2 separate regions of the Mus musculus genome follow, and region 1 is linked to region 2. Evidence: chromatin loops called from intact Hi-C (ENCODE). Cell type or tissue: heart. All regions are shown on one strand. Each heading gives the region's core, and the rest is flanking DNA. Links, peaks and the distances in the headings are about the cores only. Region 1 overlaps Gm41290 (a long non-coding RNA gene). Region 2 overlaps Matn2 (matrilin 2).

Region 1 (2,918 bases), core at 195-2,694, 410 kb after region 2:
CAGTCTCCTAGGCTGAATATAGGCAAGCCCTTATTAAGGCTCTCCTCTACGTGATTCTGGGTTGTATCAAGCTGATAGAGATAACCACCACAGCAAGCAAGTGCCTCCCTTTCCTCATGCAAACTGTAGGAGACACTTCCATAGGGCATCTCCTTCCTGTGGCTTTCTATCTTTCTCCTCCTTGTCTCCTTTCTTCTCCCTTACCCCCTGCACCTTCCCATTTTATTCTGAGACCCTGGCCTCGGTTCCACCTCTACCCTTCTCCCTACTCACTCAGCATTTATGACACTGCTAAAAACCTCTTCCATGTCTCCTACATTTTTCAAGATCCTGTTTCCCTCTCTTGGTCTTACAAAAAATGTAATTCAATCCTATAAAAATGAGAAACCGGCCGGGCGTGGTGGCGCATGCCTTTAATCCCAGCACTTGGGAAGCAGAGGCAGGTGGATTTCTGAGTTTGAGGCCAGCCTGGTCTACAAAGCGAGTTCCAGGACAGCCAGGGCTACACAGAGAAACCCTGTACCAAAACCAAAACCAAAACCAAAACCAAAACCAAAACCAAAACCAAAACCAAAACCAAAACCAAAACCAACAACAAAAGAGAAAAAGCAAACCAAAACCACAACCACCACCATCACAACAATGCCATCATTCCCTCTGTAGTCTTTTATTCTCCCCTTCCCAGGACCACCAAAGGCAGGATGTGAGGCAGGAGGTTCTTCCCAGTCTTTTCATGGCTGTGCATCTTTCCCTCTCATAGGAAAGAATATCCTCCTCTGAGACCCTTGTGCTCAAGTATGTCCATCTCTCTACTTTCTCCTCAGGGTCAGCCTTTGTAAGTTGGACTTCATGGTTCAGTGAGGTCTTTAAGATGAATGGACAGATGCCGTTCTGACATCGTCTCTTCCTAGCTCTGGGATGTTACAAAAGACACAGTTATAAGCACCTTGTTTTCTTTGCATTCTGAGTCGAACCTTTCACCAGCTGGGGACTAAGCGTTCAAACATGGGAGCCGCTCCCATTGAAATCACCACTGACCAGAAGAGGACATCAGATTTTGTGGAACTGGAGCTATAATGGAACTGTCATGTGAATGACTGTTGGGGACTAAACTCTGATCGTGTGTAAGAGTTCAAAACTGCTGAATAGTCTCTCCAGCTCACGCATTTTGAGGCATCTGAGCTTTCAAAAAGCCACCTGTAAAGTCTTTGGAACTGAAGTGCTTCCCAGGCAATGCCTTTCTATGATACTATGTCTGTACTTTCTGGAATTGTAGCCACTAGCAACATGTGGCCTTTGAGTTCTCAGAATGTGGCTAGTTTATTTGATTAACTTTGGATTTGCATTTCCCCAGTGGCGCCTCACTTTGCCCGTTTCTCCCACCAGATGGCGCCCTCATTGAGGGAAAGAAATGGGTTTGCAACACCAGCAACCTGAATAAGCCAAAGGCGTGAAGGGATAGCATTGGCCCTCCTAATCACTGCACCCTGTCTTCTTCAGAGATTCAACTGCCTGAACGGGCTTTAACCCTCACGCCGGCAGCTGGAGCTGCAATCACTTGTTTCTAGAAATGATGGGCAGTGTAAAACAGACACAGCCACCACCACCACAAGACAGTCTGGGGCGGTGATGGTGCAGGTCTTTAATCCTCGCATCCGGGAATCTGAGGGCGGGGGATCTCTGTGAGTGTCAGGCCAACCTGGCCTACATAGAGAGTTCCAAGCCAGCCAGGGTTTCATAGTGAGACTGTCTCAAACAAACAAACAAACAAACAAACAAACAAAACAAAACAAACAAACAAAAAAACCTCAAATGTTACTTTGTATTCGAAGGCACGGGACAACGGTGGTAGCTGCTTGGAATAAAGAAATACACTTTTATTGTTTTTGGGACAATGGCATGCCTTTCATTTGTTCTACTTCTCCTGAAAGTTTTACTTAGATCATCTTTTAAGGTATCATCCATTTCTGGACTGGTGTTTGCTGTTTATTTTACAGACCCTTGTTCCCATGTGCTGGCTGTGATGTGGCCTCTCCCAGAAGCATTTGCATTTTATGCCTACACAGCCTCCCATTGTTAACCTTGCGAATCACTAGAAAAAAACAACTCCACTGTTTTGGGTCAAATCTAAAGCAAGAATTCCCCGTCTGAGAATGGCCTCAAGTCACGTGTTACAGGGAGCCTATAAGGAGAAACCTATTGGCCATCATACTTTCCCATGAGGTTTTGTTATTTCCCAAGATCTATAATTCCCAGCATTCCAGAGAGTTACCTAGTTCCTGGGCAGGTGGGACTTAGAGGTTTTTTTTTTTTTTTTTTCTTTTTATCACAAATACCATATGCATTTGGATGGAGTCTTGCCCTCTTCGAGTATTTCCCAGCAACCTTTAAAGACTTGATTTTGACTTGCTGGTTCATAAGATATATGCATTTCGTTTTGTGATCATTATTATTATTTTAAATATAGATAGGCCCAGTTTAAGAAGTTCTCCCAAACGTTTAAAAACTTGAACCTATAATTAGTGTATGTTCCTGCTATGATCTAGGCATTTATCCTATAACATTTAAAATAAGGCGTGTAATGAGTTGAGTAGAAATTATAATTTATTGTCCATCTTCACCCCCCTTTCCTTTCCTTTTTCTCTATTTTTCTTATTTTTTTTCTTTTTTTTTCTTTTTTTGCTGTTGTTTTTGAGATAGGGTTTTGCTGTGTAGCTCTGGTCAGCCTAGAACTTTCTATTAATACCAGGTTGGCCTGAACTTGTGATGACCTTTTGGCTTCTATGCCCAAATGCTGAGATAAGAAGTTTGGGCTATTACTGCTTCTTTGTTCTTTTGGAAAATATAAAAATATACAGGGAATTGATATCTAGCTCAGTTGGCAGAGTGATTCCTCAGCACATACAAAGCTTGAGTAT
Region 2 (2,918 bases), core at 216-2,715:
GTCAGGATAAAGAAGAAACTTAAAATATCTTCCTGAAATTTCAAAGGAGCATTCCCAAGAGGGAAACTGCTTGTTCAAGGTCATATTTAGTTTCGCCCAGAGAAACTGAATTCATTAAGAGGATGTCATTTTGGATAAGCCTGGCTGATTCAAGAACTAAATAATCTGCTTTTACTAGCTGTCGTTGGGCAATTTGAAGCAATTTGAATGTGGAAATGTAAGGTGGGTTAGTTTCAATGAATCTAATAAAAGGACAATTACTGTTTTGGGAGGAAAAGACTCTTGCCTAGTACTTTTTAAGAATGCAGTCTACCAGGGCTTATGGGTTATACTTGAGCTCTAGCAAGCTAGTCTAGAGTGAACAACCGGTTTTATAAACTACTAAGATCAGGCGATCCTGGGGATAGACAACTCTAAAGGCTCCCTCACTCTTGGTCAGGGAAAGACTGAACACTGAGGTAAGAAAAGCCTATAAAATGGACTCTTTCATTAAAAAAAAATGGTTTGGAAACCATCAGCAATTTTGTGAGGGAGGATGGAGTTTGCTAATAGATCCAAGAGTACTCCTGTTTTTTATAGACTGAGCAACTGTCAGTCATCTACATCTGGGCCCATTTAGGCACAGATTCTAGAGAATCTCCCATGGGACTGCGTGCATTCTTCTTCTTAGCAATGCGCCTTCAGTACTTGAAGGAGGTTGGCTTGGAAGCAGGCTGCTTTACGACCTTGAGTCTTCTCATCGCACCAGATGAAATCCATATATAATCATCATGAACTAGCTCCAACACCCATCCTGGCTTTTGGCCTCTCATGAATCAAAGGCCACACTCTTCCACATCTATGCAAATAAAGTCATCCTTCAAACCCTCCCTGTAGAATACACAAAGTCAGGAAAACCCCAGAGAAAGAGTTGAGCTTTGCGGAGCAATAGGAACTTGGACCCATTCAACTTTGTTCTTTTCAAAAGCCAGGTTTCTGCCAACATAGGTCTCTATCCAAAGACTTCATGACTTCAGAATATTCACTTAAAGACTTGATCAAAAATCTATTCATGCTTGTAGTTCAAGTACTAGGGAGGCTGAGGCAATGAGTTTGAAGCTGTTCTGTGCTACATCGAGTGTTTCAGGTCAGCCTGAACTGGAAAGAGAATCTTTCCTCTTTGTTTCTTTGCTTCTCTCTCTCTTCCCCCACCCCATCCCCTTCTTCCCCCTTCCTCCCCAATCCCTCCCTCCCTCTTCCTCCTCTTCTCCATTTTTTTTTTAAAGTGTCTTGGTTCCGGGTGATGTTTTAGTGGTTAGGTGCTGCTCTTCCAGAAGATCTGGGTTCAATTCCCACACCCATATGGTAGATAAAAGCTGTCCCTAACTTCATTTCTAGGGGACCTCACACCCTCATAGAGACACACATGTAGGCAAAACACCAATGCATGTGAAAATAAAAATAAAAAAAGTTAAAAGTGTCAGTAAAGTTGCCACCAGAAATCCATCTTTAAAAAAATTCTTCAGGTGACTCTGGAGGAAACATACCAGGGCATTAAAACACTTGTATGTTGTAGTTAAATAACACTTGCTGAGGTGATTATCTCTACTGAACTTCACACACTAGGTGGTAAATCCGATTACCCAGGCTGTGAGGCCATTTTATTTAGTTATCACCAGGGTCCCATTATGGCCTGTAGGTGGCAGTATTGCCAAGGTGTATTTTTAATGGCTTAGCCAACAATTATTGGTTGCTCAATCATTAAGACCAGCTGTGAATCTAAAAGACCCAAACTTTGAGTAATATAAACCACACCTCCATCCCATTTTACCATTGGCCTTGGCTTTACTGGCCCACTCAGAGACATCATCCTGAGCCCGTCCGTCGGTGAACACGATGGCTACTCTGGGTACCTGCGTGGAGGGGGGCCTGGCCCCTTCTACTTGGGTAAAACTTCTCTCAAACATGTGTTTCAGGGCCAGCCCAGTCATAGAGCCTTTGCCCATGTATTTCATGTGGGTCACGGCTTTCTTCATTTCCTTGGCTGAGCTGAAGCCCCTCAGGGTAAACTCTGTTCGGACCTGTGTGGAATACTGCAGCAGCCCCACACGAGCAGCTTTGGGGGAAACTGCCAAGGAATCTATGATTCCAGTGACAAAGTGCTTCACAGTCTCAAAGTTCTCTTCTCCAAGGCTCTTGGATCCATCAATCACAAAGACCAGGTCAATTGGGCCTTCAGTGCATCCTATAGGAATGAAAGGAAAGGTCACATGGTTAAAAAGTTAGAGAACATGTGTATACAAAGGATAAAAAAGCATACTTCAGCAGGAGGCATAGGTGAACTTAGAGAGCCGGGTTTTTGTTCTTCAGCTAGTACACAGGATAGGCAGGTGGGGATATCACAATTACCATTTTCCCAGATACTCTTCTATTTGTGAGTTCCCAATTACTAACACCAGTAATTTCCCTAAATAAGCTACACAGTATACACACGTTGTAAAGGAAATCACACACTGATTACTGGCAGCAAGACCTTTACTGTGCACAGAGTACAGTAAAGGATTAGACCAGTGGTCCTCAACCTTCTTAATGACGTGACCCTTTAATACAGTTCCTCAGGTTGTGTTGACCCCCAACCATAAAACTATATTCAAAACTGTAATGTTGCTACTGCTATGATTATAAGGTTCTGTCAACCCTTACAGGAGTCATGACCCACAGGTTGAGAACCACTGGATTAGGCTAGACCTTGGCAGTTCCTTTTGCTTTATTGCTGGAGGCTCAGATACATGAGTGCTAATGTTTTGACTGACAGAAGAAGATATGCTTAGTTTCTCCTCAGCCATTTCCTCTTTCAAGAAGCTTACACAGTAACCCAGCTGTGTCAGCTACTCTCTGAATATCCTAACACATTAATTTATTCAACCAAAGTCAATGTA

The links. Peaks named below come from ENCODE experiments on the same cell type or tissue, not always from the same donor. Only the 100,000 strongest peaks of a DNase experiment are listed, where the experiment ranks them.
Region 1: a loop joins it to region 2, with 4 times the contacts of the local background. A loop is called at or near these places in 8 of 42 quality-filtered maps.

The regions. Positions count from the first base shown.
Region 1 is chr15:34,020,649-34,023,566 of GRCm38, reverse strand. It overlaps Gm41290 (a long non-coding RNA gene), which reads left to right. Exons shown (of 3, transcript XR_875114.2): 3 at 825-1,407. Among named protein-coding and RNA genes, the nearest start is that of Gm41290, 16 kb to the left of the region's middle. In heart, for the core only: a CTCF peak has its summit at 1,377 (motif pointing right); no DNase peak of the experiment used is centred there.
Region 2 is chr15:34,427,740-34,430,657 of GRCm38, reverse strand. Matn2 (matrilin 2) reads right to left here. Exons shown (of 19, transcript NM_001358780.1): 14 at 1,811-2,224. Among named protein-coding and RNA genes, the nearest start is that of Rpl30, 14 kb to the left of the region's middle. In heart, for the core only: a CTCF peak has its summit at 1,668 (motif pointing right); a DNase peak (open chromatin) is centred at 1,837.